Regions from separate parts of the Homo sapiens genome. Here region 1 is linked to region 2. Evidence: chromatin loops called from intact Hi-C (ENCODE). Cell type or tissue: heart right ventricle. All regions are shown on one strand. Each heading gives the region's core, and the rest is flanking DNA. Links, peaks and the distances in the headings are about the cores only.

Region 1 (16,758 bases), core at 3,517-11,516, 1.4 Mb after region 2:
CTAGGATTGCTCAGTGAACATCCATATACCAGCTCCTAGATTCAACAGTTAATATTTTACAATGTTTGCTCATCACGTATCTATCCATCTGGTCCACTGTCCACCCTTTAATCCATCTTATTTCATGTTTTAATTGGAGGTCATCTTACTTGATGCACAGATTTTTATTCATTTGGCAAATATGTAAGACCTCCCTCTAGGCACTTGGGATGAAACAGTGAGCTAAATACCAAAACGTTTCCTCTCAGGAGGCTGGACATTTTGGGGGGATTGATGATTGATAGAAGAGTAACAAAACGTATACATAGGACATTTTTAGGCGGCAATAAATGTTTTTAAGGAAACAGAATAGGATGAAATGACTGAATCTCTAAGACACATTCCAGCTAGGAAAACAAAAAACATTCTAGGTATTTTAACAGAGGGATTTAATACAGGGATTATTTACCCAGGTGTAGAAAAGCTAAAAAAAAGCTTAATATTTCTTGAGAAAAGAACGCAGAGGTTAAGAGTTGCAAGAAACTGTTACCACTCCTATGGTTGGAGGGACAGAGGGAAGAGGTGATACTGCTAGTGCGCAAGTACGGGGACTGTTTGGTGGAAGTTAGAACCATAGTCGTAGCTGTCCTGGATGATGTTGCTGGAGGATATGAGAAGACGGTAAGGGGAGCTCTCAAGGAGTTGGAACCACATAGGAGACAAAGCCATTAGCAGAAAATGCTGCAAGAAGCAGGAAGAAAAACACATACTCGAGTTCTTCCTTCTTCTTCTCCTCCAACCTTGCACCAGTGCCTCCAAATTGGCTGAACCTGCTGAAAGCCGGTGGGAGAGAGCCTGGGAAATGTATTTCGGAGGCATACACAACAGAGGAAGGTGTCTGGGGGCCCAGGACAAACCGGCAGTTGACAGCGTAGTGGCTTTTCAGAAACAAGTCTTGTCAGAAATGTGACTTTTTCTGGGGAAAATTGGACTAGAAGCGAGAACAAGAACTGTTTTCTGGGAATTCCCTCTATGGGAAAGTCATGGTGGTATCGACTGTAGATTGGCAGATGACAGAGGGCCTCTTTGAGGGGGTGCCAGATGGCTGAGGATGCCTGACCAGGGGCTGACATCTCTGCACACATCCTGGTGGAGAGGTTTCCAGGCTGAGCAAGGAGCCAGTAACAGCCATGAAGACAGCACAGAGGAAGCTGTGTCAAAAAATCAGAAACCGATATTTCAGACAAGCCTGGTTACAAAATTATGAGGAACCTTTGGCCCTTTCCTTCACCCTAAGCAGTGACATCAACACCATCACCCCGGATGAATATCAGTTTACTTACCGAGGCTCCTTCAAGCTCTTGGCAGGCAAGACCATGGACCCAAGAGGGTATGTAACTGTGTATTGTCAGCGACTCCACACGGCTACATTTCGGTATTTAATGAGGCATTGATCTTGCTGGAGATTTTTGAAAGTCTGGCCAGCTGGCCCATTGGAAGGAGACCTGAGCTTGGTTCTCTGTGCCTGAGTCGTTGGCTGTCTATGCTACAGGAACTGCCTCAGCTGTGGAAATGCCATGAATCCTTTTCCCCGTTGGCCATGCAGCAGGTAATTAGCTTTATAGAGATGTGGGGAGGATATGGCAGGCCTTCAGGTCTGCGGGTTGTATCAGGGGCCCTGTCACACTGCCGGAGTGTTTGCATTCAGGGCTTCCTCAATCCTGACAGAGGCACATTTCCAGGGATGATGTATGTGTTCCAAGCACAGCTACAAATGAGACAGTTAAGTCCGTGGAAGCGCTGTGGGCCGCAGTCTCCTGCCAGGGTTCCCAAGACCCTGGGAGTGGCTTCCTTCCAATGGGCCATTAGCTTTCCCCCGAAGCTCTTTGAGGCTTCTCTGGAGCCAGCTTCTCTTGGCACCGCCGGGCTGGAGGAAGCTTCTCCCATAGCGCTTGTCTGGCAAGCCTCACAGATTCACTCTGTCTTTCTCTGAACCTCTATGCTTGATTCTCTCTGTAGCTCATAACCAGGCCAGTAATGAGACACCCTGTTGAGCTGGGCCTCATTAAGACTTTCTTCTTCTCTCTTCCCAGGACATACTTTATTCAGCTGGGTGCTGAAAAAGAATCTTGGAAATTAGGAAACTGAATGAGGCCTCATTTCACACTCAGAATGTGGGTTGCAATAGTCACTTCCTCTGCTGCTGGGAAAGAAAGAATTATACTACCTTTTGAATTTTGGATTAAGGAGAGAGGTGTTGGCTTGTCAAACTACCATGTATTCCTCAAGACATATTTTTGTGGCTTTATAAAATTCAATATATATGTCTAAATTCAAAAATATTTTGTTGCAATCTGGCCCTTGGACAAACTGAGGCCCTAGCAACTGATGTTTATGGCTTTCCGTAGAACCTTTCAGATAAAATTTACACAGCATTTTACTGCAGCTATTTCACACAAAGCAGAGGATTTTGCCACAAAACTGAAAGAAAAAAGAAACTGCATTCTTAAATTTTTCATAAATCAAAAGGTATAAAAATATCTACCTAAACGATAAAGGAGATGAGAAACCCCACCCATGATGGGAAGAAAGCCTATTTCAGTTTTGCCTTTACTTCAAGTTCTTTTTTCCATATCTGGAATGCAATCAGAATTTTAATCTTGCCTTGGGTTCCTCCTGGATTTGGGGAGAAGACAAAACCTGAAAATCTCTAATCTGCATGTGTTCAGCTGCGTATCTTCTGGATACGGAAGGATCACACTGCACAGAGTGCTGGACTTGCAGGAGCCCCGCTTCTCAACCTCCATCGCTTTATGAATGAATTCACCAGAAAGGTAACTGGCCACTTTTACAAGGGGAAATAAACCAACTAAACGTGACATTGGATTTTTCCCAGATTCTTTATTAATGGTGCTTCTGCATCGCTTTACCTTTTCAAGTATAAGTTACAGCAGATAATTCTTCTGAGAATGATCTCCTAAGGCATGTCTTCCTCTTTGCATTTTTATCTGGACCCTGTCCCATCTATAGGGTCACATTTTTTATTAGAAATGTTGCTGAAGATCCCCTCAAAATAACAAATACGTGTGACATAATTATATATGCTTTATGTATTTTACATATACACGTGTACACTTGTGTAAGGAATTATTAGTTTTGGTTAAATAGTATTTTATATATGCTGCTTCATATAACACATTGCAAATGCTTCCCGTGAGATTATATTATCTTCAAGTCATGGTTCTGATGGAGATTTAATATCCTATTTATAGCATGTCTGAACCACATTTATTTAATCATTTTAATGATGGATATTCAGGTTGCTTTCAAAGGCTTCTTGCTGTCATAAATAATGGTTACCATGAACATCTTGGCACATATATCTCTTTCCAAAATGTTTGATTATTTCCATAGAATAAGTTATTAGATGATGAACTAGAAATATACACTTTAAAAAGTATATCCTGATTTCTTTATGCAGTCCCTTATTAATTACCATTTAATGCTAATTATTAATAAAGACAATAGCAAGGGGATATTTATGATTTAAACATGCCAGTAACTCTTCTAAGTGCTTTAGCATAGGAGTTCATATGATGCTTACAATCACCCAGCAAGGCTGAATCTATTATCATCCCGTGTCCTATGTGAGAAACCTTGAATCACAGGAAGACGAAGCAGCTTGCCCAGGATTGTTCCGCTTATAAATATCAGATTCCAATTCAGGAACATGGCTACAGCATATTTGCTGTTTATTTGGTTTGATGTTATAAGTGATACTGCAGTTAATATGCTTGAGTTTCAATCTTTAGGCACCCTCAGTAGCAGCTATGTGGCATGACTTTTAATTTTTATAGAATGGAAGATTCTAGAAGTGTAAATGTTCTCCCACAGCATTATTCACATTTTAGTGGAAATGATGGAGATATCTGAATGTCTCCTTAACAGGTTCCCCAAGTAGATGCAACATAAAGGGATGATGGAAATAAGCAAGAAGTTCTCAAGTATCAGCATGCCACATTCCACAGGCGGGATGTCAAAAATAGTTTTGGGTGATGGGCAGCTTACTGTGCATAAGGTTTGCAAACAAACGATATTGATTCCTGTTTTTCTTTCCTTTAAGAAAAGGAAGAATCAACACTTTCAGAGATGGAGCCTGTTGAGCCACAGTACCAACTAGTCAATGCTGAATCGACTTCTCCCTTTCTACATTGCCTGAGAGAAGTCATTGGGGAATACTCTGTACACGAATTTTCACTGTTGGGGAAAACAGGTATTGGAAGTGATGGGTAGACCTCAGTTTGTATGCATTGTGTTAATTACTATTTCTTTGCTTTTCCTTTTTTTGTGCGGTTGCAGAGAGTCAAGGGATTGGATTGTGGATTGCATTGGTGGTTTTCCTCAGTTTCCTCATCTTCTCCACAAGTTTCTACATATCGAATGCAGAGCAGCCCTTCTTCAAAGGACCTCCTACGGAAGCTGCTAAGGAACTCAGTCTGTAGCTCTGCGTGGAGCCATGTGTAAACACTGAACTGAGACCTGCCACCTCCTACTACCTAAGGGCCCATTTTCATCTGATATCATCCCCCAGAAACAAACTCATGATGACTTCCATGTTTTTTTTAGATTAGATACATGGAGAATTTTCCTTTCCCTTAGAATTAAAATCCTGCATTCTAATTTTCAGTAAGCTTTTTTATTTCTGAATAATTTTAAATTTAAAGAGAAGTTGCAAAGATAGTATAGAATGTTCCCTTATACCTGTTTTTATTTAGAGTGATGTTCCCAGGAGAAATGATAATGCAGCAATGGACAAGAACAGGAACAAGAGACAGTCTTACCATCTTCTTACAATTTATAGATGGGACAGTGGAAAGAGAAGCCACATCGGGGTTGGGCATGCAGAGACCTGGTCCTAAATCTGTGTGACTTTTGCGAAATCCTTTTGCCTCACAGAGCTCTAGGTTCTTATCTGTCAAACAGGAACCAGACCATCAGATCCGTAGAGATCCAACCAATGAAGGAGACTTCGAAAACTTCACATTGCCGTGTCAATGTGAGGTTGCTGGATGGTTATGACAAGAAATCACATTAAATTCACTGGGGTAACATTGTTCATGAAACGGGATAATGTGTTTCAGCGATGAACCACCCATGGCCTTACTACAGACATATTTCCACTTTGAAAATGTGTGTGAGTGTACATGTCTGTGTGTGAGGCAGAGATTAGAAAGTGTAAATGTGTGCGTTTTCATTTTACACATCTTACATTTTCCTTTAATTTGTTTGAAAGCCTGTTTTGTTTGTGGCTTCCATTCCTGGAAGTCCCATGAGTTGTTAGTGGTGAAGATGGAACAGATGTGTCCAACCCGGGGGACTCCTGCCCTCAGGGACTGAGCAGCTGCAAACCTCTCTCTCATCTGATTCCACTGTTTCTTCCACATGTACACATCATGAGAAATATTGTTCAATCAATATCTTCCCTTAAATCAACTCATATGCTTATTTACATGAATTTACCTAAAACAGAAACTTGATATCACTTCTGTAAATGAAAAAATTAAACTTTCTGGCTTTAAATAAAGCATAACAATAATAATCATGTCAAAATTACCTCTCCAGTGTTATGAAGTTCAAGTTAGGGGTGAAGATTCCTGAAGGCCCTGGTCCTAGGTCATAGTTGTTCCTGATTAAAGGGGAGACGGACAAGTGTTCAAAAGGGTCAAAGACATAGTCCCCTCAATTGAGACTTCCTTCTGAAATTAATCAGAAAGTTTAAAAGAGAGTTCTTCCTCATTTTGTTAATTACTTTCACATATTAATATATATTAACATTTTATATGGTAATATGTTTTTGACATTCCCCTCTAAAATGTTCTCATGGGCTGGCAGTGGTTTCTTATATTATGGGAGCCCTACTCTTTACTGAATTTTGTCCTTCTGTCATAGGGTAAAACTTTTTCGTCTCTACAGAACTCTCTCCAAGTGCACACCCATAGATTGGTTTGCTTGTGGAATCCTAGCATATCAGAAATGAAGGAATCTCAGAAATTGTTTTCATCAAACACCTCATATGCAGAAGGCAAAATGAAGGTTCAGAGCAGAAATGATTTGTCCAAGGATGCAACACTCATCTGCAGCAGAGGGAAGCTGAGCTCTGCAGACCCACCTAGCACTGCAGAGGCAGCCCTCTAGGACAAGGCTTCATAAAAAAGTGACTTTATGAGTTGGCTCCATAAAAAAGATACAGATTAAGAAATTGTTTAAACAGTGATCTCTATATAATTACTCTTTTATTTAAAAGTATGGGCTGGGAGCGGTGGCTGACGCCTGTAATCCCAGCACTTTGGGAGGCCGATGTGAGCAGATAACCTGAGGTCGGGAGTTAGAGACCAGCCTGACCAACATGGAGAAACTCCGTCTCTACTAAAAATACAAAATTAGCAGGGTGTGGTGGTGCATGCCTGTAATCCCAGCTACTCGGGAGGCTGAGGCAGGAGAACTGCTTGAACCCAGGAGGCAGAGGTTGTGGTGAGCCGAGATCGCGCCATTGCACTCCAGCCTGGGCAACAAGAGCGAAACTCTGTCTCAAAATAAATAAATAAATAAGTATTCCTTTCCCAGTCTTTTGCTGTGTGGAGCCAAGATTTTTATTTGCAGAAGTCTGCAGGGCTGGTGTGATCTCTTTCAGTCATAAACCATAACCTTCCTAACGGGCCATCTGCAATATCCAGTTGTGTTTTCTCGAATGTGGGGAAATGACTTAAAGACACTTCAGAATCAATTGGAGGAAGGGACCGTTCCAGAGCTTAATTTTCCGTTGTGTTTTAGAGTTCTGTTGTCCACACCTAATTTGTCAGAAATGGTTTTAGTCATGTTGTTTTGTAGAATCTTTCCACAGCATTTATGCTCCTTTTCATAGAAGCGGCTCAATCTGCTCACGGATTTATATAGTATAGATTAAAGGAGGGCAGTGTAATAATGCCATAACAGAGGCTGGTACTAAGCTTAAAGCACCCCTGATGGGAGCAGAAATGCCCTGGCAGCTGGAGAGAGAGCCAGCACCTAGAGCGAGCGCCCCCTGCTGGCCATGGAGGGGAATGGAGGGTGTGGGATCCCCTGCAAGCAGGTTAAGTGGAGGTTGTTTCAAAAGCTTCTTCTCTAATCTTTCTGGATACTACAGATGATTTACATGAAACTCAGTGTGATGCTTTAATAGACCAATGAGATCAAGTTAACAAATAGATCCTAGAAATTATACTATTTTTAATGTTTGTGAAGTACCTGCTCAGCCAGGTGTTGATGGAGGACAGAGGATTAAGAGGAAGCCTTGAGTTACAGGGACCGAAGCAGCTGCTGTGTGGATTCAGATCTGGGCGATACCGCCCCAAGGCTCGTTCTTCCAGCATTTCTATCATTCTCTCTCTCTGTCTTATAGGCAAATGAGATGATGTTTCCGGGTCAATACATGACGGGATTAACTGGGATAGAGAAACGTGGTTTTAGGATGTGAGTCTCCAAAATTTCTATGGTTCAAATGTGGGATCTCACATGATGGTCTTGGGCAAAGAGAATATCATTGATTCTCAAGATTTAAACACAGGAGAGCCTCTCACTCCTCCCAAAGCTACGAAGGGGATGGAGATGGCCCAGGGACATTCGAATCGGAACTCAAGATCAGTATTGGAGACCCCACCCTGTGACATAGACATCATGGACAAGTTCCTTGAATGTTGGAGCTTTATTTTCCTATTTGATAAAATGAGAATTATAGCTTCTGTGGAGGGCACGGGGGTGGTCTCTGAGGATCACAGGAGATAATGCACATCGAAATGCTTTGAAAAGCATCAAGTACTGAAAAATGTCCAGCTTAGCTATTAGTAACAGTGACTGTGTTGGGAGTCTGGGCTTTCTCCTGTCCAGCTAGAAACACTTTTATTGTGCTATTTTTAGTGTTACACCTGCACATGCTTGTTTGAGCAGGTATTAATGGTATAAAGATGCCAGGCTCAGGCCCACAGTGGGCCAGTTGTTCTATAATTTGTTCTATAATAGCATAACTTGACAACAGCTAAATGCCATAAAATGAATTGAGGATGGGGTGTGGGGGTGAAGACACTGCCTAACTCCTCCCCACTGTTGGGGAATGATATCCAGCCTGTCACCCACTGATGGCAGGTTATGTAGGAGAAGCAGATCTATTAAAATAGAAGCACAGCTGCATGCCATGATTACTTCTCTAAAGTTATTGTCTAGCTCTGCACTTGATCCTCCTCTGATAATACTCAAGAAATAGAACACCAAAGTTTGCTTGTTTTAAATTTGGTAATTAACGTCTGTTTTGCTTACACTAATGGTTTCTCGCGGGAAGGATGCGTGCATTATTAAATGTTGCTTAAGGAAAAGAAAACGTTTTGTGTTGGTTAACAATTTTTGACTACAAATAATAGAAAACGATACCAAAGCTGGCTTAAGTAAAAAAGTAATTTAATGCTTTCTATAAATAATAAGCCAGGGGTAGCATGGCCAATTTATCCAGTAGTCTCAATAGACACCATGCCTGAGGCCCACTGTACTATTAAAGGGTTCATGAAAATATTTTAATTTTAATTTATTTTAAAATTAGAAGAAAAATCACTATAACAATATTTTAATAGAGTAGGAATCCACAAAGCAAAAGCTTCTGAAGCACCCAAAGTCATAACATAGCCCTGAGGTGTAGGCCTGCCTTCAGCCTTCATTTGCTATCAAGAACACACCAAACTCCTTTGACTTCCCCCTGCTCTCTCTTCTTTTTTATGCCATGCTGTTGACATTCAAAAATAGGCTTTTCCTTTGCCTCCTACCATCATTTACTCTGTTCACCCCACTCTAGCTCCCTACTCTCCTATTTCCCCATACTCCAAGGCTGTGTCTGCAGCAGGATCTCTGCCCTGGGTCTTCTCTCTGTCTGAAGTACGTTTCTTTCAGGTAACTTTCTCATTTTACTTGCTCCAGGAGTATTCTTGGCTTCTCAGAGAGACTTTCTTTTATATGTAAAAAGGATAATGAGGCCAGGCATGGTGGCTCACACCTGTAATCCCAGCACTTTGGGAGGCTGAGACGGGAGGATCACTTGAGGTCAGGAGTTTGAGACCAGCCTCGCCAACACAGTGAAACCCCGTCTCTACAAAAAAAATATATAAAAAATTAGCCAGGCATGGTGGTGGGCACCTGCAGTCCCAGCTACTCAGGAGGCTGAGGCAGGAGAATTGCTTGAACCCGGGAAGCGGAGGTTGTGGTGAGCCAAGATCATGCCACTGTACTCCAGCCTGGTGACAGAGTGAGACTCGGTCTCAAAAAAAAAAAAAAAAAAAAAAAAAAAAAGATAATGGATGAATCAGTGAAAGACAGATGCACCAGCCCAGACTTCAAAACCTCTGGATGTCAGCTTCCACGCAAAAGGGTGAGAATCTCATCTGTAGATGACCCAAGGGAGTCTCCCCAGCGCTCCTTAGCTCTCCCCAGTCAGTGCTCCTTAGCTCTCCCTGGCTCTCCCTTAGCTCTCCACGCCCAAGCCTGAGCCAGTCACTGTGGAGAGAGGCAGGAACACACTGCTTGGCTTAGCTGTTATTGTCTAAGTTTCCTCTGTTAGCAGAGGTTGGGTTCCACACGGGCAGAACTGAGAGTCGGAGAGGGATGGTTCTTCAGCGGGAAAGAAGATACAGTTACCAGAAAGGCAATCAGAGTGAATTTACCTGCAGAGCAAAGATAATGCCTGTTTCTTAATTTCCCACTCTAGAATTTTCTTTTGATTAGTTTTGTGCATCTATATTGCTTCACATCTTGATTCTGGTAGTTGTTCATATTTATCACAAATTAGACCATTGAACATTTTAATATTTTTTTCCTTAAAGTGAATTAGTAGCATTTGTTGTTTTTTCTTCAACTTTTATTTTACATTCTGGGGTACATGTGCAGGATGTGCAGGTTTGTTACATAGGTAAACGTGCGCCATGGTGGTTTGCTACACAGATAAACCCATCACCGAGGTATGAAGCCCAGAATCTATTAGCTATTCTTCCTGATCCTCTCTCTCCCCCGCCACCCTGCGACAGGCCCCAGTGTGTGTTGTTCCCCTCGATGTGTCTAGGTGTTCTCATCGTTCAGCTCCCACTTATAAGTGAGAACATGCAGTGCTTAGTTTTATGTTCCTGCATTAGTTTGCTGAGGATGATGGCTTTCAGCTCCACCAACGTTCCTGCAAAGGACAAGATCTCTTTCCTTTTTATGGCTGCATAGTATTCCATGGTGTATTTGTACCACGTTTTCTTTATCCAGCCTATCATTGATGGGCATTTGGTTTGATTCTTTGCGATTGTGAATAATGAGTAGCATCTATTTTAATTTTGAAAATTAAAACAGTTTTATAAGTAAAGGAGACTATACAGACACATAAAAAGAATAATGTTTTGACATGTTTTGGAGAGAATTAGTTTTAATGAAAATGAGAATGTGAGAAACCCCAGGAATTGATTTCACCTTGCAACTGAAGAGACTATGTTATCATAATAAGGAAGATTGTGTTGTCACAGCATTTTGTTGAGATCACTACTGGATTTTCTGAAGCACTTTGAGATAGAAGAATGTCTCCCCAGGGGTATCTGCAGAGTCTAAACTTATCAAAAGACTGACAGATGAAATATCCAGGGAGCTTGTACAAATCAATGAGCAGAAGATGAACCCCTCAGCATATATGTGTGAGAATGCTTACTGCAGTGTTGTATCTTGGAGATGTGTGCTTCAATGCAACCTGGGTACCCACCAATGGGAGAGTGGAGTGGTTAAAAAGTGTTATTGGAAAACTGTCCAGCATTGTGCCATACTTAGGAACAAAAGAGTGGATTTAAAAATAGAAACAGAGGTAGGTGTTTTTAAAAAGGTATTGTCCTGAATTAAGAAAGAGGCAGAATGAGTATATTATTTACCCCAAATAGCAATATATATTGTGACAGAACACATAAATATCTTCATGACCGTAACAAAATACATGTGAATTTTATGTAAGTGGCTGGCGATAAAGAAATGAAAATGGTAGTAGAATGTGGGGGTTATTGTTTGTTTGTTTGCTTAGACAGAGTTTCACTCTTGTTTCCCAGGCTGGAGTGCAGTGGCAAGATCTCGGCTCACTGCAACCTCCACCTCCCAGGTTCAAGCGATTCTCCTCCCTTAGCCTCCCGAGTAGCTGGGATTACAGGCACACACCACCACGCCCAGCTAATTTTTGTCTTTTTAGTAGAGTTGGGGTTACACCATGTTGGTCAGGCTGATCTTGAACTCCTGACCTCAGGTGATCCACCCGCCTCAGCCTCCCAAAGTGCTGGGATTACAGGAGTGAGCCACCACACCCAGCCTGGATGTGGGTTTGATAAGGAATAACTACTAGGCAAGCCACTTGAAATCATTAATATTTGATTGCTTTTTTATCTTACAAAAGTGGTAATTTTACATAGTTCAACATAATGAGTGAACAAAAAAGGATTCTTTCACAGACCAATAATAATAACATGCCCTGAAAGATAAATGAGGTGAGGTTGACCCTTTGCACCTGTGTTGCAATAAACAAAACTAAACTGCAGATTCTTCTGTAAAAAAATATGCTTCCCAGACGTGGTTTCATCTTGCAATTCGATTCCGCTGAATAAATGGACTTGGTTTCATTTTGCAATTTTATTCCACTGCTTCTAAATGTTGTTATAGAATGATCCAAGTAACAGAAGGTCCTGCCCGCTAACAGAGAGAGCCACCCTGTCTGGAAAATGCCATCTGAAAAAAAATGACTAAGTTATTTTCTCTTGGTGACTTCAAACCCACCAAGTTGAATACAGAAAGGTAGAGATGGTTATAAGAATAATGCTCTATTCCAGCAATTGATTGATTGCAGTGGCATTTATTCATTTTGCTTTTTAAGAGAAAAGCAGTTTTCTTCTGCTTTTATTAGTGTGCTTACAGATGTGGAAGGGAACCAAAGGAAGACAAATGAAGCATGAAGCTTTCTGTTGCTCCATGGATCTGTCTCTCTTCAGTGTCTCCTCACCGCCATCTAAGCAGTCATAGGGACCTCTCATTTCATAGAGGTCTTGAAACAGGACAAAAGTGCCTAGATAAGTCATGTGGGGTATGTGTCCTATCTGTTAAGGAACAGTGATTAGGAAGCGGGAAGACATAGAAGAAAGGATACAGGGACATAGTAGGAGCCCCTGGTCTGAGTCCTTATATGTAAGTAGCTTTACGCATGTGATTTTGGCAACTTTCTTCCCATTTAGACCTTAGTTTTATTGTGTAAAAATTAGTTGGTTGGAGTGAATGAAACCCCAAATCTATACTATGCTAAAGCTTTCTGTGTTTATTTCACAAGTTAAGGAGGGTTTTGTCTTGTTTTGTTTTAGTTTTTTGTTTTATTTTTTGAAGAGCGTGGGTCTCGCTTTGTCTCTCAGGCAGGAGTGCAGTGGTGTGATCATAGCTCACTGCAGCCTCAAACTCCTGGGTTCAAGTGATCCTTACATCTCAGCCTCACAAGAAAATGGGATTACAGGTGCATACCATCATGCCCAGTCAATTTTTTTTTTTTTGTAGAGATGGGGTCACATTATGTTACCCAGGATGGTCTTGAACTCCTGGCCTCAAGTGATTCTTCCCGCCTCAGCCTCCCAAAATGTTTGTATTACAGGCATGAGCCACGCACTCAGATCTTTTCTATGTCTGTAAGTATAATGAATGCAAAGAAGATCATTGAAGAGAAGTGACTGATGGATCATAGCTTGAGAGGCTCCTAACCACTCCCTGGATCCAACTGCCTTTACACGGCCCAAGGTCCCATCTCTCAATTACTGGAGCCAGTGGCAGCCTCCCAGATTGTATTTCTTCATCTGTGAAATGGGATTTTCAACCATATTTATCTCATGTGTTTTCACTTGGTACAGTGTCTGATATTCTATAAACTCCCAAAACAATAGCTATGTTCATGTTGAAAATATTTTCCCTCCAGTAAACATAGTTTAAAATCGCATTCCTTTAGCCACTGTTAAGTTGAGGCATCTTCTACAAACATTCTGTTTTCCATTTACATTTTGACTTTAGTAAATTGTCTCTTTATATTCATTACACATTTTTTTCCTATTTGGTTGTTTAGTTTTTCGTATGATTTAGTATATTACGATGTTAAGCTTTGTTTTTCCTAGTGCATGTGTAAAAGACTAACATGGACTGCAAGTGATGTGTAAAGATTATCATCAAGAAGTGCAGTGTAATTTTCTATCCTTGTGATGTAAGCTTGCCTCAAGGTGTGCTTTGGCCAATGGAATATGGCAGAAGAGTCATTGGACCACTTCTGGGCGTAGGCTTCAAGAACCCTTGCCACTTCAGTTTGTTCCCTGTTAGAATGTCTAAACCCTGAGGAGGTGGGGGAAGAGGCGGGGGAAACCCTGTATTTACGCTCTAGAGGTTGAGAAGCCACATGGAGAGAGAGACCTGGCCAGCATCAACTTCACAACAGAGCTACCGGATGACTACAACCATATGAGTGACCCAAGCTAATCCAGGTAGAAGAACCAGTATGCCAAGCACAGCTCAAAGTGTAACTCCAGATTCAGAGCAAATAAAATGGCTATCACAGCCACTATGTTTTTGGGTATCGGATATGCAGCAATAGATGACTGATCACACACACACACAAACACACACACACAAACTTGAAATCCTTCTGTGCGTACACATTGAGCATTATCACAGGACGGGGAGATTATTACTGAGATTTTGGGGGACAAAAATTTTAACCTCTATTTTGTATATTTTCTTATTGCTTGAGTTTTTACAATAAGCAAGCATAACTTTTTACACAGAAAACAGTTTTTTTTTTTTTTTTTTTTTAAAGATAATAGTCTGGCTCTGTCAATTGGTAACATGTCTTCTTCAGGACAGTGATTTTTGTTACTCTGATATTTTTTTTAATCTCAAAATGTTATCTATGCTATGAGCTTCCAAAATCTGATTTGAGGGTTTTTGAAATACAAGAATTTACATTTGATTATCTGCATTTTGGCTGGATCCTTCTTGACTTGAGCAGAGGATGTCATGGTCTAGTTTTAATACATGTAAAAGGGAAATTTTAAGAATGAAAAGCTCAGTGATTAATTTAGGAAAATGTTCCACCTTATGTACAATATATTATAATTGATGAAAGGGATTATACTGTCAACACAGTTTTGAGCTTGCTGTTTTCACTTCAAAATATTTTTAGACATCTTTCCATGTTGACACAAACATTCTACCACATCAATTCTATATAGATTCTATAATCTATATAATGTAGCATTGTATAACCGTGCCACAACCTATCAACCAGTTTCTTGTTGATGCACATTAGGGTTTGCAGGTAGTATTTCTGAAAGCAAACAATGCTTCAGTGAACATCATTGCACACATATTTTGCATTTTTGCAATAGGTCCTTAAGGTCCTTCTGCCAGGGCAGAAGTTGAATGTCTATATTGCCATATTGTTTTTAGGTTTTTCTCCGATGGACAGGACCTGTGTTTCTCAGTCCCCTGTGAAATTTGGTAGGGGTTGCAGGAGACAAATGTGTAAAGGGAATACAGAATGCAACCAGAGACCCATGAATACCAGGTGTGCTGGTTATTCTCTGTTTCCACCCCATCCACTTGTAACTCCTGTTCACCACACCTTGTGCCCAGGAACTGACTCCTCCAGACCTCATCACCCAGCTCCTCTACCAGCCGTGATAAAGGACTGTGGTCAGTGTTGGTCAGTGGGAGGCACCAACAGGGGTTTGGAAGGTAGAAAGAAAAAGACTGGAGGGTTTCTTTCCACTTGTTTTCTGCTTTGGCAACATGGTTCTGGCAACGGCGGCATCCATTCAGAGCCACAGCCCCTCTCACATAGCCCCTCTGCCATGGAAGTAGCTTTCGAGGGGCTCCAGCAACACTATATCCTCCTCTTGGTCCTTCAGATCCAAGGATGATAACAGCTTTCTGATGATACCAGTTTCTGGGTTCCTCAACACCCTTCTTACTCTTCTTAACCCTGTAAATATTCCCTTCAAACCCACGAATACTTTCTTTATGAAATTTTATCCCATAAACCCATTTGAGAGGAATCTTATTTCCTGCTAGGGCCACTATTGATTCACCCTTCTTGAGTGCTTGAATTTAATTCTGTGGGCAATAGGCACAAATAAGGAAAGCCTGGATTTGGTCATCACTACTTTGCCCTACCTCCCTGCGGTAGCCATTGGGAGAATGGATAGAGCAACTCCTACAATATCACATATACTGAGGCTTTGGAACATTTTAAATTATGTTGGATCTGGAAGAACATGAGTATTCCTTCAGTGGCAGTTCATGAATAGGTCAGGGTCTTTTAGTAGAAAGGCCTTTTATTCATTTAATACTTCAGTACAGTTGCTTCGAGGAATTTCTATGAACATTCAATGTGCAATATTGTTGAAAGGTTGTTAAGGGAGTTTAATTCATTGAGATTTATTTAAGTTGCAACAGAACCTGGCATCCCATATCCTCCTGAATTATATTACCTTCTCTACTACAAATTTCTCACTGGGTTGAGCAGCAGCAAATGGCCAACCTTTAGCTCCAATTTTTAAAGCAGAAATAGTTGGAAAATGGACCCTGAGACTATGTTGGTTTGATTTAGCAAACACATAGAACTGGGTAGAAGAGAATGAGATTTGTTGTTAGTAATTTAGCCATTTCAGGGAATCGTTGTGAGATGTCAACTTCCTAGAAGGATTAAGTGTTCCAGGAAATAAGTACTAAACTTCAGGAAAATAGACTAACCTCGATTTTGAAGGTAATTTGCACTTTTCTACTGCACATTTTGCTTATTCCTTGAAGTATAGTTAAATATAGGTTGAAATTATAAGGCAAATCAAAAGGCTGGTGTACAGAGAAACATGGAGACTCTGCCTCATTAAGAATGCTGGGCTGTCATTTGGTAGTATTAATTTCCAATTGCTGCTATAACAAATTATCAAAATTTTAGTGGCTTAAAACACTAGAAATGCATTATCTTACAATTCTGGAGGTCAGGGGCTTACATTAGATTTTGATAAACTGAAGTCTAGGTGTTGGCTGCATTCCTAATGGACGCTTCAGGGAAGAATGCTTTCTTTATCCAGTTTCCAGAAGCTGCCCATGTGCTCTGTTCTGTGACTCCTTTCTCCATCATCAAAGGCAGCAGCATGGCATCTCAATTTCCCTCTGACTTTCATCCCCCTGTCTCACTCTTTCACTTATAAGAACCTTTATGATTATATGGAGCCTGCTAGATTATCCAGAATCTTCTCCCCAGCTCAAGATCCTTAATGTAATCATGCCTGTAAAGTTACTTTTGATACGGAAGGCAACATATTTACAGGTTCTGTGGATTTGAACACGGACCTCTTTAGGGACCCATTATTCTATGTATCGCATGTAGCATATAACATTTTCCATTGCAAACAACAGAGCTTCAGATTATCCTAGGAAGGGATGTATTGACTCATGAATTGGAAAGTGCTTCAGTGAGTGAATCTGGAGATACCTGTATGTGGATTTTTATATCTATACTCTATCTGTATCTCTATCCTTCTATCTTGAAATACTAACTGATCAGAATCAATTTGTTTATCATTCCACGCTTTCTACATTGCATTCAACTCATATGTTTTCAGTGTTCACTACATCTTAGGCTCTTGTGAATTAGATATGGTCATTTCCTGAGATACT
Region 2 (14,597 bases), core at 4,182-12,181:
GTGAGAGGTAATTGAATCATGGGGCTGGGTTTTTCCTGTGCTGTTCTCGTGACAGTGAATAAATCTCACAAGATCTGATGGTTTTATAAAGGGCAGTTCCCCTGCACACACTCTCTTGCCTGCCGCCATGTAAGATGTGCCTTTGTTCCTCCTTCACCTTCCGCCATGATTGTGAGGCCTCCCCAGCCATGTGGAACTGTGAGTCCATTAAACCTCTTTTTCTTTATTAATTACCCAGTCTCAGATATGTCTTTATTAGTAGCATGAGAATAGACTAATACATATGTCTACACATGTATGTGAATATCTAGAACATTCAAGCCTGCAGAGACAAATGCGGATTAATAGTTGCCAGAGCTGTGAGTGGGAAGAGGGATTACCTGTCAGTGAACACAGGGAGCTTTTGGGGTGTAGGAAGTATTCTAAAACTAAATTGTGGCAATGGTTGCACAACTTTGTAGCTAAACTCATCAAACCATACACTTTAATTGGGTACGTTTTATTGGATGCCAAGTATACCTGAACAAAACTGTTAAAATATTCAAAGACATAATACATTCATATGGTTCAAATTTCAAAAAGTATAAAAGTGATTATAATTAAAAAAATTCCATCTTACCCCTCAGCAATCCAGTTTTCTTTTGCACAGGCAGTCAACATGATTAGCATTTCCCCCCAATGTGTTCAGAGATATTTCATGCATAGAAAATCATAGAAATGTACTTTTCTATGCATATATATATATATGCTGTATATGTTTCCCTATGTATAGTTTGCTTTGCCTTCATAGACAGTAGCAAACCATGAGTACTGTTCGGTACCTTGTTTTTTTCCACTTAACACACAATTTGTCTGGAGAACCTTCTCTGACATAAAGAGCTGCAATTTTTCAAGCACTGTCCTTCCACATTCCATCGTGTGCCTGGCCTATAGCTTATGTTGTCACTCCTTGATTGATGGACACTGGCTTGGTTCTAGTCTTTTGCCACTACGAAAATGACTGGCCAGTGTGCACTGCTTCACACCTGTAATCCCAGCACTTTGGGAGGCCAAGGCGGGCAAATCACCTGAGTTCAGGAGTTCGAGACCAGCCTGGCCAAAATGGTGAAACCCTGTCTCTACTGAAAATACAAATATTAGCCGGGCGTGGTGGCAGGCGCCTGCAGTCTCAGCTATTTGGGAGGCTGAGGCAGAAGAATTGCTTGAACCCGGGAGGCGGAGGTTACACTGAACTGAGATTGCATCATTGCCCTCCAACCTGGGCAACAAAGCGAGACTCTGCCTCAAAAAACAAAAACAAAAACAAACAAAAAACAAAGACTGGCCAAATTCTCTACCCTCTTTCTGCCTCTCAGCTTCTTTGTTTGTTTGTTTGTTTGTTTTTTGAGACAGGGTCTCTCTTGGTCACCCAAGGCTGGAGTGCAGTGGCACAATCTCAGCTCACTGCAACCTCTGCCTCTGGGGTTCAAGCGATTCTCCTGCCTCAGCCTCCTGAGTAGCTGGGATTACAGGTGCACACCATGATGCCTGGCTAATTTCTGTATTTTCAGTAGAGACAGGGTTTTGCCACGTTGGTCAGGCTGGTCTCCAACTCCTGACCTCAGGTGGTCCGCCTGCCTTGGCCTTCCAAAGTGCTAGGATTACAGGCGTGAGCCACCGTACTGGGCTCCTTGTTTCTTAATGAAGAAAATGGTAGTGCCTACCTACCTCATAGAGTTATAAGGACGAAAGGAGCTCGTGTATATAAAGGCATCCACAGGGCCTGGCACCCAGAAAAATCATGTGAGCATTATAGAAAGAAGCCAATAAGCCAGAGAGCTCCGACCAAAAAGTTGGAAACAAACCCCCCAACCGTGAAATTTCCTTAGAAACACACACATACACACACACAACGGGGGCAGGGAAAGAATGCAAGAGGTGAACACCTTCTTAACATAAAAATGACCCAACTTCAGATCAGAAAAATGGAGGCCTCATGTTTGCAGAATTCTCTGCAAAATGTCAAATCTCTGTTCAATAACTTTCAAATGCCACAATCCGTGCGTTTGAATAATAATTCTTTGAAGGTCTAGTAAATAAATATATTGACAAACAGATTAATTGCTAATCACTTCTCCAATGTTGTCATTACTTCCAAAGAGTTAGATCCAAAACAAGGTGGTCTGCACCAGAAAGGTGCAAGTAGAATTACTGCCTCCACGAAGAACCTTGCAGGTGTGTCACGTCACGCGTGTGCAGGTAGATTCATAGGATAAGTTCTGAGAAGAAGAATTAATCAAAAGGTATGTGCAGACTAATTTTGGATAGATTTTGCCAAATTATCAATTTTACTCCCTAGAGCAGGGTTCCCCAACCCCTAGGCCACGGACTGGTACTGGTCTGTGGCCTGTTAGGAACCGGACCACACAGCAGCAGGCTAGCGAGCATTACTGCCTGAGCTCTGCCTCCTGTCGGATCAGCGGCAGCATTAGAGCCTCATAGGAGCCCAAACCCTATTGTGAACTGTGCATGCGAGGGACCTAGGTTGCGTTCCCCTTATGACGTGAAACAGTTTCATCCTGAAACCATCCCTGCCCTCCACCATCCATGGAAAACTTGCCTTTCATGAAACTGGTCTCTGGTGCCAAAAAGGTTGGGGACCACTGCCCTAGAGTGACAACTGAGATCGTGTTCCCTTAGCTATCTTAGCTAGACTCCAAAAGTCTGGTCTTTGGATCTTATCAGCTTGAAAGGTGAGCTGTGGACGTGGCAATCTCTTATTTTGGGGGAAAACAGTCCAACTTCAACGGGGCTCAAACAAAACTCCTTTGGGCCAGTTCCTGCTCTGGGCCCCTTGGTGTAGACAGTGGTTACCTGCCTGCAACGCAAAACAGAGAGCTCTTCTGGCATTGTTTCCACTGAGATAGCTGATAACAAGGGGTAGATGTAGCCTGAGGCACCAGTTCCATTGTGTTTACAATTTTTGCAAATTGAATAAGTCATGCCAGCGATTTCTCAGGACACATCTGCCAGTTGCTTACATTTTTCACAGGCCCAGAACATATGGGTAAGGTAAAGACGCAAACACACAAAACCCAGAAAAAAGCACAGCATCCCAGCTGACAGGAAACCTTTTGAATTCTCATCAAAACAGGAGCGTTTGATGCCCCTAGAATGCATGGCCATGGGAGCAGCAGCCTCAAACCAGGCAGGAGCGGAGGACCTTCAAAGCAGCGCCCAGGGGAAATGGGAAGGCTTTCTGGTGCAAGCTGCCTTGTTTTGGATCTAACTGTTTGGAAGTAATGACAATATCGGAGAAGTGATTAGCAATTAATCTGTTTGTCAATATATTTATTTACTAAGCCTTCAAAGAATTATTTGAACGCACGGATTGTGGCATTTGAAAGTTATTGATCAGAGATTTGACATTTTTGCGGAGAACTCTGGAAACATGGGGCCTCCATTTTTCTGATCTGAAGTTGGCTCATTTTTATGTTAAGAAGGTGTTCACCTCTTGCATTCTTTCCCTGCCTCCCACCCTGTGTGTGTGTGTGTGTGTGTGTGTGTGTGTGTGTGTGTGTGTGTGTGTGTCTGTTTCTAAGAACTTTGTTTTGTTGTCGTTGTTGTTGTTTCCAACTTTTCAGGTGGAGCTCTCTGGCTTACTAGCTTCTAGTGAGAGTTCTTCTTTCTCTGCAGGTCATAGGATCACATGGGATGCTGTGGATTCTCTCTTGTGTCTCATGGAATGAGCTGTGGCTATACAATCATATCAGATGTAGTAGCTTGACCCAAGAGCTTGGACTGTGTGAGGACCGAGTTTCTTTGACTTCCTGGTTTGCTTTTCATGGTGTTGACCCCACTCCAGGGCCCTGCAGCTCTGAGCTCCCCATGTAGTGCAGTGACATTTGGGGGTTTTGGGCCTCCAGCCTCCTACCACGCTGTTCACAGGGAGAGGGGGACACCCCAGGGAGCCTCTGCACAAACCCAGAGTCTCTCTCTCTCCCTTAATGGCCGGCACTAGGTCACATGCCCAGTTATGACCAAATCAAGGTTCTCCACAAAGGGAGAGAAGACTGTAGACACTGGAGAGGCGACCAACAAATGCCTAATAAGAAAAGAACTCTGAGGAGCTCAGCACTTGTCCTGTCCCCGTGCCTTTGAGCTTCAGAAGAGTCATTGTGTGATCTATTGATTGCTTTTGGGGAGGAGAATTACTCTGTTCCGAAGTGACTGGTCTCAGGCTGGACAAGCCCCGTCAGTATTCCAGACTTGGTTGAAAAAGTCACTTGCCCTCCTTGTTGACCTGTTTCCAATGAAGACAATATGAGCTCAAAATGGAGCACATGAGCTCTGACATTCCGTTGTCCTGGCAACCTGTATAGTAAACATCGGCTTAATGCTGTTTGATGGGGGGAGGTGGGAATTAGGAACTGGGGGGTGTTGAATAAAGCTGAAGATTTGGTGCCCTCGCCTCAGCTCCAGACTCTACGGGAAATGTTTGGTGCAGCATCCAGAATGGACACCACTGCTGTCTGCACCGGGGGAGGTCGGAAGGAAGGGAATGGCCTGGTGCAACCAGGACAGGGATGGGACCAGACCCAAGGGGAGGTTTTCCTATGTCCTATTCAGATTCTCCCTTTGCAGCAAACTTCTTGAAAGAGTTGCCTGTTCTCCGTGCACCCCTTCCTCTTGTCCTGCTCACTCATTGTGCTTCTTGCCACCTTGTTACTATTGAAACTGTCCACCGAGGCTGCCAAAGCTATTGCCACATGCAGGGGCCACTTCTCCAGGCTTGGCTTTTTTGCAGCTCAGAGGCACAGGGTCTCCCTGCCTTCTCTAACAACACAGGCACCTGCTTTCCCTTCTCTCTCTCTCCCTGGATGCCCCCTGAGCCTTCTCTGCAGGCTTGCCCCCTGCTAGACCTTTCCACCAAAACCTCTCTCCACCAAAGCCTCTCTCCACCAAGGCTCTCTTTCCCTCCTCTTTTTCCCACTCTGCATGTTTCTCTTTGGGCCACTTTTCCCAATGGCTTCTGTCACCACCTCTCTTCTGCTGACACCCAAATCTCCTTCTAGCTCACAGGTCTCTCCTGAGCTCCAGCATCAGCATCTAACTCATTTCTACATGGGGGCCCACAAATATCAAAAACTAAATACGTCCCAAGCAGAGCTCAGCACCTTCTCCCAAATACCCACCTCCCTTGTCCCAGTGACGGGTCCACCCTTGTGCCCAAGACTAAGCTCAAAATGCCTCTTTGTCTTTTCTTCCCTCTCTCAGCACCCTCTCCCCTCCCATCATAGCTAATTGATGTCCAAGTCCTACCAGAATCTCTTCATTTCCTCTCCATCCTGGTGGCCCTTTCTGCAGTAGAGGCTGCGGTGAGTTTGAGGATTTCAGGCCTGATCAGGAAGAGTGAGCTTTTTTACTTGGGCAGTATGTTGACAGGTTGCATGCGGGGGACGTCTCCCATAGCAGGAGACCTTCCAGAGACTGTGGCCATCACCTGGGCCACCAGCCAACCAGGAAGGAAGAAGGAACTCCTGGGGAAAAGGAGAGCTAGAGAGGGGGCTTAAGTGTCCAGGTCACACAGCAGGACCATTGGGTGCCTCTGGGCCAGGGGGCTCCAAGGGACAGCAGCTGCCTGGGGTCTTCTATAGTCCAAGGTTTTAAAAAAAAAATCTGTGGCTGGCAGATGCTGGGTGCAGTTTCTCAGGATATATAAAGCAGGCGGGCTCTACATAGCTAAGAGTCTGCTTCTTTGGGCTACATTTAAAACAATGGGTTGTGTAAAATTTTGATTTTGGCACCGGGGGTCTTGGAGAATGGATGGCCCTAGCCAACTCTGAAGAAGTAAACCTGGGGCCAGTCTACAAGGACCGTCTTTGGCCCGTTTGTAAAACAAAGTCACCCTGCCCTTGGGGCTGGGCCATCGCATTCATTTCCCTGTCTTGGCCTTTCCTGCTTTTAGTCCATTCTCCGTAATAGCAGAGTGATGTCTTAACCGTGTTATATCAAGTGGTGCCATGAACCTGGGACCTCAGTCACTCAGGTGGCTTCCCATTACCCTGGGATAAAGTCCAAACACAATGCAGTGGCCTCCGCCAGCCCTGAAGGATGTGCCCTTTCCTCCCTTTCCAGCCCAGCACGGTGCCCTCACTCCTGCCCAGCCACCACACCCTTGCAGCTGCAGCAGGGTTCTGTGTTCTGCCCATGCTGTTTCCTCTGCTGGGAGCCTTCTTCCCCAAATGGGACCTGGCTATTCCACGTGTCCTTCGGCTACTGTGTTAGTCTCCTGGGGCATCCATCATACGTTTATTCTCTTTTGAAGGGCAGATGTCCAAAATCAAGGTGTTGGCAGAGCCACACTTGCTCTGAAGGCTCTAGGGGAGGGAGGATCCTTCCTGCCTCTTCAGCTTCTGGTGGCTCCAGGCATTCCTTGGCTTGTGGCCCCATCACTCCAGTCTCTCACTTCATTTTCACATGACCTTCCCTGTCTCTGTTCTCTCTTCTGCTTCTAAGGTCACCAGTCATTGGATTTAAAGTCTGCCTTTGTCCAATATGACCTGCTTACATCATCAAAGACCCTATTTCCAAGTAAGGTTCCAGGTGGATGTGTTTTGGGGGCACCATTCAATGAACTACAGGTCCTGTTTTCTCTGGCTCCCTCAAGACCGCACTGGGGCCTCTCCTCGGTACATGTGCCCTCATGACTCTCGCTTTTCTTTACTGGAATGGCTTGTTCATTCTTCAGCTCCAAACTAGACTAAACTCTGTGAGGACAGGGCTGCTTTGCTCTATCCTCCCTGCAACTTCAGTGCCGGGCACAGGACTGGCTCTTAATGGATACTGAATGAACCCTGTTATGGACTGAATGTTCGCATTCTCCCCCACCCCCAAATGTATTTGCTGAAGCCCTAATCTCCAATGTGATGGTATCAGGAGGTGGAGCCCTCGAGGGGTAATTAGATTTAGGTGAGGTTGCGAGGGTGGGGCCCTCATGAGTGCTTTTATAAGTAGAGAAAGAAGTACCAGCGCTTCCTCCCTCATGCGAGGATATGGCAAGAATGCATGTCCATAAGGAAGAAGGCATGCACCAGACATCAAATCTGCTGGCGCCTTGATCTTGGTCTTCCAGCCTCTAGACCTGTGAGAAATGAATATCTGTTGTTGAAGCCTCCCAGCCTATGATGGATTTGTTACAGCTGGCCAAGCTGACTTAGACAAATGAGTGTGCCTGATCCATCCCATTGAATGTGACAGAACCCCAGGAGGCAGATGGTATTCTTGTCTTGCTAAGTAGGGCTGAGTCACTCACCAGGCAGCCCAGCCAGGCAAGAGGCAGGCTGACTTTCTAGCCCAAGCCTCCTTCTCTAGAACCCAAGCTCCCTCCACCCTTGGGTCTGGGGTCCTATGAGGCACTGACTTGAGGAGGATGATAAGGTCTGAGTGGCTTTTGGCTGGAACGAGATGGGACAATGGGTTGGTTACTTTCCTGGGACGATTCCCTAACGGATGTCTCAGAGCTGTCGTGGCTTTGTCCCCAAACCACTCATTGTCACTGACACAGGCTGTATTCATCTCTCTTGAGACTGGCCTTTTAAAGTGTTCCCCCAGCCCCGGCCCCTTGACACTCAGGTGGCCAATGAAAGGAAACAACAGGAACAGCTTTCAGGCCAGGGACTAGAGAGATTTTCCCCATGGAGTGAATACCCCTGAACACAAAGGGAAGAAAAAGCCCTTTCATAAAACTACCCGATCTTCACTGGAAGGAATGCGACAGATACAGGCAAAAATCAGTTCTCCACTTTGTGATTTCTCAGGGTGACGGAAGTGGACAAAGGGAAGGGGAGAGAGGGTTTCAATGCAGTAGCCCTGCTGGCAGCCTGTGGCCATTGTTCCGTGGCCGACGCTGTGGTCCGACGATCTGTGTCACGCTGGACTGATGGAAAACCCAGGTGTTGCTCTGGGTCACGGGATGCGTGTGGTGTGGGTGCGTCCCCGCTTCCAAATAGAATTTCATATTCTTCCGGAGCACAGAGAACCCACGGGGTGCTGGCTGCCACTTGTGGTCTCCTCTGTCCAGGCTGATGGTTTGGGGACAGTGACTCCCTTTCTCCCCTAAGCCTATCCTGGTTTGGGTTTGTGTGACTTGCAAACAAAGAATCTGGTCCCATAGAGTAGTCGTGCTTTGTTTAAGGGGTTTCTTTTTTTTTTTTTTTTTTGCAGCCATGAAGATGATTTTATTTATCTATAGTTATGGTTGACATTTTTCATGCATAAAAACTTCTATTGCTCAAGAAAAAAGTTAAGTACTTCCTATGGAAACAATAGACAAATGACAACAAGAAATTTACAAAGAAAGAAAAAAAATGGCCAGTAAACATTTAAAAAACTTAATCACTAATTGTCAAATTTAAATTTTTTAATCTATAAACTATCATTTTTTACTGTGAAATGGCAAAGATTTTTTAAAAAGTATATCCAATGCTGCCAAGAGGGCAGAGGCCTTTCTGTAAAACAGCAATATGTATCAAAAGCTTTAAAATGTGCAAATGTTTCTACCTAGTGTATTGCTTTGAAAAAAAATTCACAGGCAAATTAAAATTTCTTGGCTGGGCACAGTGGCTCATGCCTGCAATTCCAACACTTTGCCTAACCAAGCTGCACTTGGGGAGGCAGAGGTGGAAGGACTGCCTGAGGCCAGGAGTTTGGGACCAGCCTGGGCAACACAGTGGGACCTCATCTCCACAAAAAATAAAAATAAAAATTAGCACATCCTGTGTTCCTAGCTACTCAGGAGGCTGAGGCAGGAGGTGTTTAAGGGGTTTCTGTTGGAAAGCAGCAGTGGGCCTTGGTGAAAGTCCCCAGATTGCCCTAAACCGCCCAAATCGGGGTTTCGTCTCTGGAAGAGGGGAGGGATGCACCACCGGCTCCTCGTGCAGCGCTGGCGGCGGCGGCCACTGGGTGGCGGTGTTGCCCGCGAGGCCCGGGGTCTGCGGAGGAGGGAGCCGGACTGGGAGCGGGGCGGGGACAGCGCCGGGGAGGGCCTGGTCCGGGTGGGCTCAGTCCGGGCTCCCGGGTCGGTCCCCTCCTCCGCGTTGCTGCCCCAGGAGTCCGCTTCGTCCTCCGCTGACTCTGAGCGACACAGGACAAGCTCTGAATTGCATTCCAGGAAAAGGGGACTGAGGCTTTGTATTTTTCCTCCGCACCAAGATTCCCAAGGCTGCTGTTAAGGGTTTTTACCCAGGGTGGGGTCCACGGCGAAGCCCTGGGGTCTGTGTGAAGGGGAGGTGCTGTTTCTTTCCCGAGTTCTCCGTGGCTTTTAGTCCACGGGTTTCGAGGTCGCGCTATGGTTAAAAGCAGCACATGAGCCCTTTACTCCGGGTGAAATCTGGAACCAGCTCACATGTGGCTCACCAGGAAGAAGCTGAGTCTCTTCCCCAAGCTGAGGAAGAGGAGCAGGAGCTGTACAGATGCCAGGACCCGGCAGAGCAGGGGTTAAGCCCACACTCTGGGGCCCACTCTTGGCTGCACCCCTTACTGGCTGTGTGACCTTAGGCAAGTTTTTTGACCTCTCTGTGCCTTCGTTTTTGAATCTATAAAATGGCTATATTATTACAAGTTATTTATTTGATACATTTGGAGATGCGGTGTTGCTCTGTCGCCCAGGCTGGAGTGTAGTGGTGTAATCTCAGCTCACTGCAGCCTTGACCTCCCGGGCTCTAACGATCCTCCCACCTTAGCCTCCCAAGTAGCTGGGACTACAGACACTTGCTGTCTTGCCTGGTTATTTTTTATTTACATTTTTTTTGTAGAGCTGAGGTCTCACTTGTTGCCCAGGCTTCTCTTTAACTCCTGACCTCAAGCCATCCCAAAGTGCTGGGATTACAGACGTGAGCCACTGAGCCCTGCCCAAATTTATTTAGGTAATAATTATATAATAGTATTAATATACCATATGAAAATAATACTCTAGCTCATAGGATTGTGTAAAGAATAAATGTCTAAAGAGCTAATACATGTTAATACATTTAAAACTTGTTAATCCATGTATCAGAACATGTTACTTAGTATGTTTATACATGTTAATGTAGTTAGAACAGTGACTGGTACTCAGTAGATATCTGACAAATTCCTAGCAATGACTATTATTATTATTATTTTATGTATTGGATGCTACTGATAAGCTTGTGATAACTGCCAGCCAATTATTCATCTCTTCTTCCTCTGAGATCTGGCAACTCTTGTAGCAGGCAAGTGAACAATACATATTTTACTTTCTTTTATTCTTCATCAATTTTTTTTTCCCACAGACTTCTGTCATCTTCTCTCAATTAAGCGCAGCTCCCCAGAAGCAGGCTGTGCCCTCCACCCACTGCATTTCTTCATAGCTCTGCACTTTCTGCGTCACGGGGACCCTTATGTCATCTGAGAAATTAATTCAGAGAGTTGGCTTTTTTTTTTTTTTTTTTTTTTTTTTTTTTTTTTTAAGACAGTAGAGTGCTTTGGTAGGTGAAAAGGGGTTTCCAAGCACTTGGAGATTCAACAGGATTGTAAAAGGGATGTTGAAGGCGTCTGAGGTCATGCTGTTTAAACACGCTAAAAACTCGTCTTACAGATTCACTAAAGTGGCTTCTCTTTGCAACAGCCACTAAGACTGGACAATATTAGTTTTTCCTTTCTTTAGTTACTTTGTGTGTTGGAAAATAATGAACTGCCTTAAAAAACAAAAAACCAAAAACAAGAAAGAGAACAAAAGATATTCTCTGAGCGATTTCGGATTGCCCAGACTAGCCAGGATGAATGATGTTTTGTTTTTTATAATGTGCGTTAGTTTCCTGTGGGTGTTGTAATAAGTTACCACTAACTCGGTGGCTTAAAACAACAGACACTGATTTCTCACACATTCTGGAGGCGAAATCAAGGTGTTGCCCTGTTGTTTCCTCTGAAGACTGCGGGAGGCGCTGTCCCAGGCCGGTTTTCCAGCTTTTGGTGTTGCCAGTGATCTTTGGCGTTCCTTGGCTTGTAGACACATCCCCCCAACTCTTCCCGTCTTCATGTGGCCTTCTCCTATGTCTTTGTGTGTCTCAAGTCTCCCTGTCCTTTCTCTTATAAGGACGTCTGTCATTGGTTTTAGGGTGGGTGTCATTGGACTTATGTCATCCAATGAGCTCATCTTGAAAACCTTAACTTAATTGCATTGGCAAAGGCTCTATTTCCAAGTAAGGTGACATTTACAGGTAACCATGGGTTAGAACCTGGAAATATCTTTTTGGGGGGACATTACTCAACCCACTACATACGGCAAATAGAATTAATTACATTCATGAAGAATAAATGTCTAAGTCTGAAGCTGTTTCAACCTGCAATTCTGTCTCCCTCTCCCAACTCTGCCCTCCTCAGTGTTGGGCTCATTTTTAGAAAGTGGACTGGAGGGCAGGCAGGGGATATATGTGAGTGTGAGAGCTGGAATGGGGCGACAGGGAATGGTGGGGACTGTGGTGAGCTTTAGGATGCAGGTGCTAGCTAAAGAGAGCAGCAGTGACCCTGCTGATCTAGCTGATTACTGCTGGGTAAGAATGCATGCACAGCCTAGTCAAAGCTTATTGTATCTTTAAAGAAAAGCCAGAAATCTGGATTTTTGTGTGATTAATTCAATTTTTAGAAAATCACTGAGTAGGTAAAATAAAAATATGTCTGTGACCCAGATACTGTCCCTGGAGCCTGCTTTTTTAACCTCTGGCCTAAGTGTTGGGAGAAAGTTGGGGATTGTGGCATGGTTATATTTCTGCTGGGTTAACTCACATGTCCTCAGGGCTGGCTACATAATTTGCAGTGCTCAGGGAAAAATGAAAATTCAGCCCCTTCTTCCAAAATCAGGGAAAAAATGCCATGAAAAGTATGAAAATATAAAGCCCTTTTCCTTCCTTCTGGGGCCCCTCTTTCAACTTCTCATGGTGTTTTTACTTGCTATTTAAGGCCATTCTGAAAAAGAAAAATTAAAATCTTAAATCATTAGTATGAATTTTACCATTTATCTTTTTATTATGTGATATCAGTTTTAAATGCAAATATAAGAGCAATTAACACATATGCAGAATCGTCCGTTACTCAATCCATATTTCATAGCTCGTGCAAGCATGGGTATATCATTGCTACCAGGACAGTGGAAACGCTGCCCAGAACTACCTCAGCACTTTCTCATCTCACCTCTTGATACTCCTTCTACCAGACCTCTCCCTTCGCCTCCTGGTGGGCGAGGAAGGGGAGAGGAGCTAGGGGTTTTCTGATCTTCGCTGTTCCTTCTGTGCCTTCCTTTTCAGCGGTTAAGTGGCTGGAAGGAATACAGGAAGTAACAGGAGTAATAAAGGACCTGACAGGGTTCCTTGGTTTGTTGTGTTTTGTAGAATGTCTTTGCCTTTTTTCTGCCTTTGAAGCAAGTTCTGGTTTGAATGGGCAGCCTGGTTCCTCGGAGCTGTCAGTGCCCCTGTTTAGTTGTCATGGATGCAGCACGCTTACCTATACTCGCTTTGAGTCTTGCTGAGCTCCATGCACAATGGATTCACTGGGACCATGATGCTTATGGGGCACTGTGAATGCTATATGCAAATAGTGCAGCAAGGAGCAAACAGCAGACAAGCATATTGCACACTTCTCCTCTGCTTCTGTGCCATGCACGACCGTCTCATTAGACTTCACTTACAAAGCAAAAGTTCAAAGACACAACTCTTAAGAATTTCAGAGGTGAAGAGCATGGCAGCATAGCGTTAAGCAGAGCACAGTTCCTTCTGAGCGTGCGGCCCTGGAATGCACAGTTTGCGTGACATAAAGCCGGCCCTCAGTCTACTTCTGTTTTGTCCCTGCCCGCTGAGATCACTTCTGAAGACTTGGGATGCTTGAGTAAACAGATTAGCCGTTCAGCGAATGTTGGTTTATTTTAGGCCCTGGGTTCAGAATCTTCAACTTGTGTTTTGAACACAGTATGTCAAATTGCAAAGGTAACACGTTTCTGCAGGGTAATTGCTCAAATGTCTGGTTTCTGACCCCAGGCATGGTCCTGACTTTTCTTTTTCAACACCTACAGTATTGAGAGTAGTGCTGGCAGGAAGAAATCAGTACTGACTTGGTGTAAATTGTTTTATTTGAAAAATAGAGATTTTTTGTTGTTTCCTACCTAGAATTCCCTTGTTCTTTTTGTTGAAATGACCCCATGATGATTCTTTGGGGAACCACCCCCACCTCTCCTATTCCAGCTAAAGCTGATTCTACCTCCAGGCTCCTGGGGAGGGGCACATGACCCTGGCTGAGCCAATAAGAACAGGCATCCCCCTGGCCACAGTGATTTGTTCAGGGATGGGCAAATGCCCTATCATAGACAGTGAGATGCACTGAGGGTTTCTCCTGTAATTTTGACAAATAGACTTCCACTAGTTCTCATTGGATTTTAGAAGGAGAATGTGAAACTTGAAAATGCTGATCTCACCGTGACATGGAGAATAAAGTCAGCTTTGTAGAAGACAGAGCAGGGTGATGGGGGAAAATGCATCTTAAAAAATTACTTTAAAATTTATTTTTGGCCAGGCATGGTGGCTCATGCCTGTAATCCCAGCACTTTGGGCAGCTGAGGTGAGAGGATCACTTGAGATCAGGAGTTCAGGACCAGCCTGGCTAACATGGCAAAACCCTGTCTCTACTAAAAATACAAACATTAGCCAGGTGTGGTGGCAGATGCCTGTAATCCCAGCTACTTGGGAGGCTGAGGAAGGAGAATCGCTTGAATCTGGGAGGGGGAGGTGGCAGTGAGCCAAGATTGCGCCACTGCACTCCAGCCTGGGCGACAGAGCAAGACTCCCCCTCAAAGGAAAAAAATTATTTTCAGTACATTTCACCCTTTTTGGTATGGAGCGCTGTTAAGTTTTTGGCAAATGCATGGAGTTGTGTAAGCATCGGCACGGTCAGGACACAGAAGAGCTCCATCACCCCTCTTCCAATTCCCTTGTTTAAAATTTTTGTAGTCAAACTCTTTCCAGCCCCTTCTGTCCGGCAGTCACCGATGTGTTCTTCATCCCTCTGGTTCAATTTTTCTAGAGTGTTATGTAAGTGCACTTGGACAGCATGTGGCTTTCTGAGGTTGCCTTCTTTCACTCAGCATGATGTATTTGGGACTTATCCATGATGCTGCCTGTCCATCATTTGCTCCTCTTTACTGCCGAGTAGTGTTCCACCCAACACAGGTACCGAGGCTTCTTTAACCATTCCCTCAAATGACATTTGTGAAGATGCACAGTGATGACACTGCTTCACTGCTGGATCCAGCCAGACCTGAAGCCAGCCTATGCCAGCTATGACTGACCTTAAATTCCAATTTTGTTTAGACTTACATGGTTTGCATTCTTTCATTTCATTCTGGGAAATGAAAGAATCATTTTCGATTTCAGTAATGAACAGATGAAGGAGAAACAAGTCTGAATCAGTGAGAAGTCCGCAGAGGCACCACCTGTGACATTCCTATACATGCAGTTGCACGATAACAAGTCACGCCACTGGGTTACCTCATGGTGTGTCCCTGATGCACCTGGCAGCAGGTGACACCCCATTTGACACAGAGGGAAATCGAA

Evidence for each region. Peaks named below come from ENCODE experiments on the same cell type or tissue, not always from the same donor. Only the 100,000 strongest peaks of a DNase experiment are listed, where the experiment ranks them.
Region 1: it touches region 2 in a loop (8-fold over the local background); 8 of 110 quality-filtered maps call a loop at or near these places.

What each region holds. Positions count from the first base shown.
Region 1 is chr12:126,740,668-126,757,425 of GRCh38, forward strand. It overlaps LINC00944 (long intergenic non-protein coding RNA 944), which reads right to left. Exons shown (of 5, transcript NR_033878.1): 2 at 7,264-7,460; 3 at 5,594-5,665. LINC00943 (long intergenic non-protein coding RNA 943) reads left to right here. Exons shown (of 4, transcript NR_038256.1): 2 at 2,073-2,813; 3 at 4,103-4,221; 4 at 4,339-5,589. Among named protein-coding and RNA genes, the nearest start is that of LINC00943, 12 kb to the left of the region's middle. RefSeq lists an enhancer at 891-2,090. In heart right ventricle, for the core only: a CTCF peak has its summit at 7,078 (motif pointing left); a DNase peak (open chromatin) is centred at 7,064; H3K27me3 peaks cover 342 bases.
Region 2 is chr12:125,322,151-125,336,747 of GRCh38, forward strand. All of the region lies in intron 1 of TMEM132B (transmembrane protein 132B), which reads left to right. Among named protein-coding and RNA genes, the nearest start is that of TMEM132B, 140 kb to the left of the region's middle. RefSeq lists enhancers at 6,972-7,698, 7,699-8,424 and a silencer at 8,955-9,014. In heart right ventricle, for the core only: CTCF peaks have their summits at 8,942 (motif pointing right), 9,155 and 10,904; a DNase peak (open chromatin) is centred at 8,941; H3K4me3 peaks cover 845 bases; H3K27ac peaks cover 312 bases; H3K27me3 peaks cover 4,185 bases.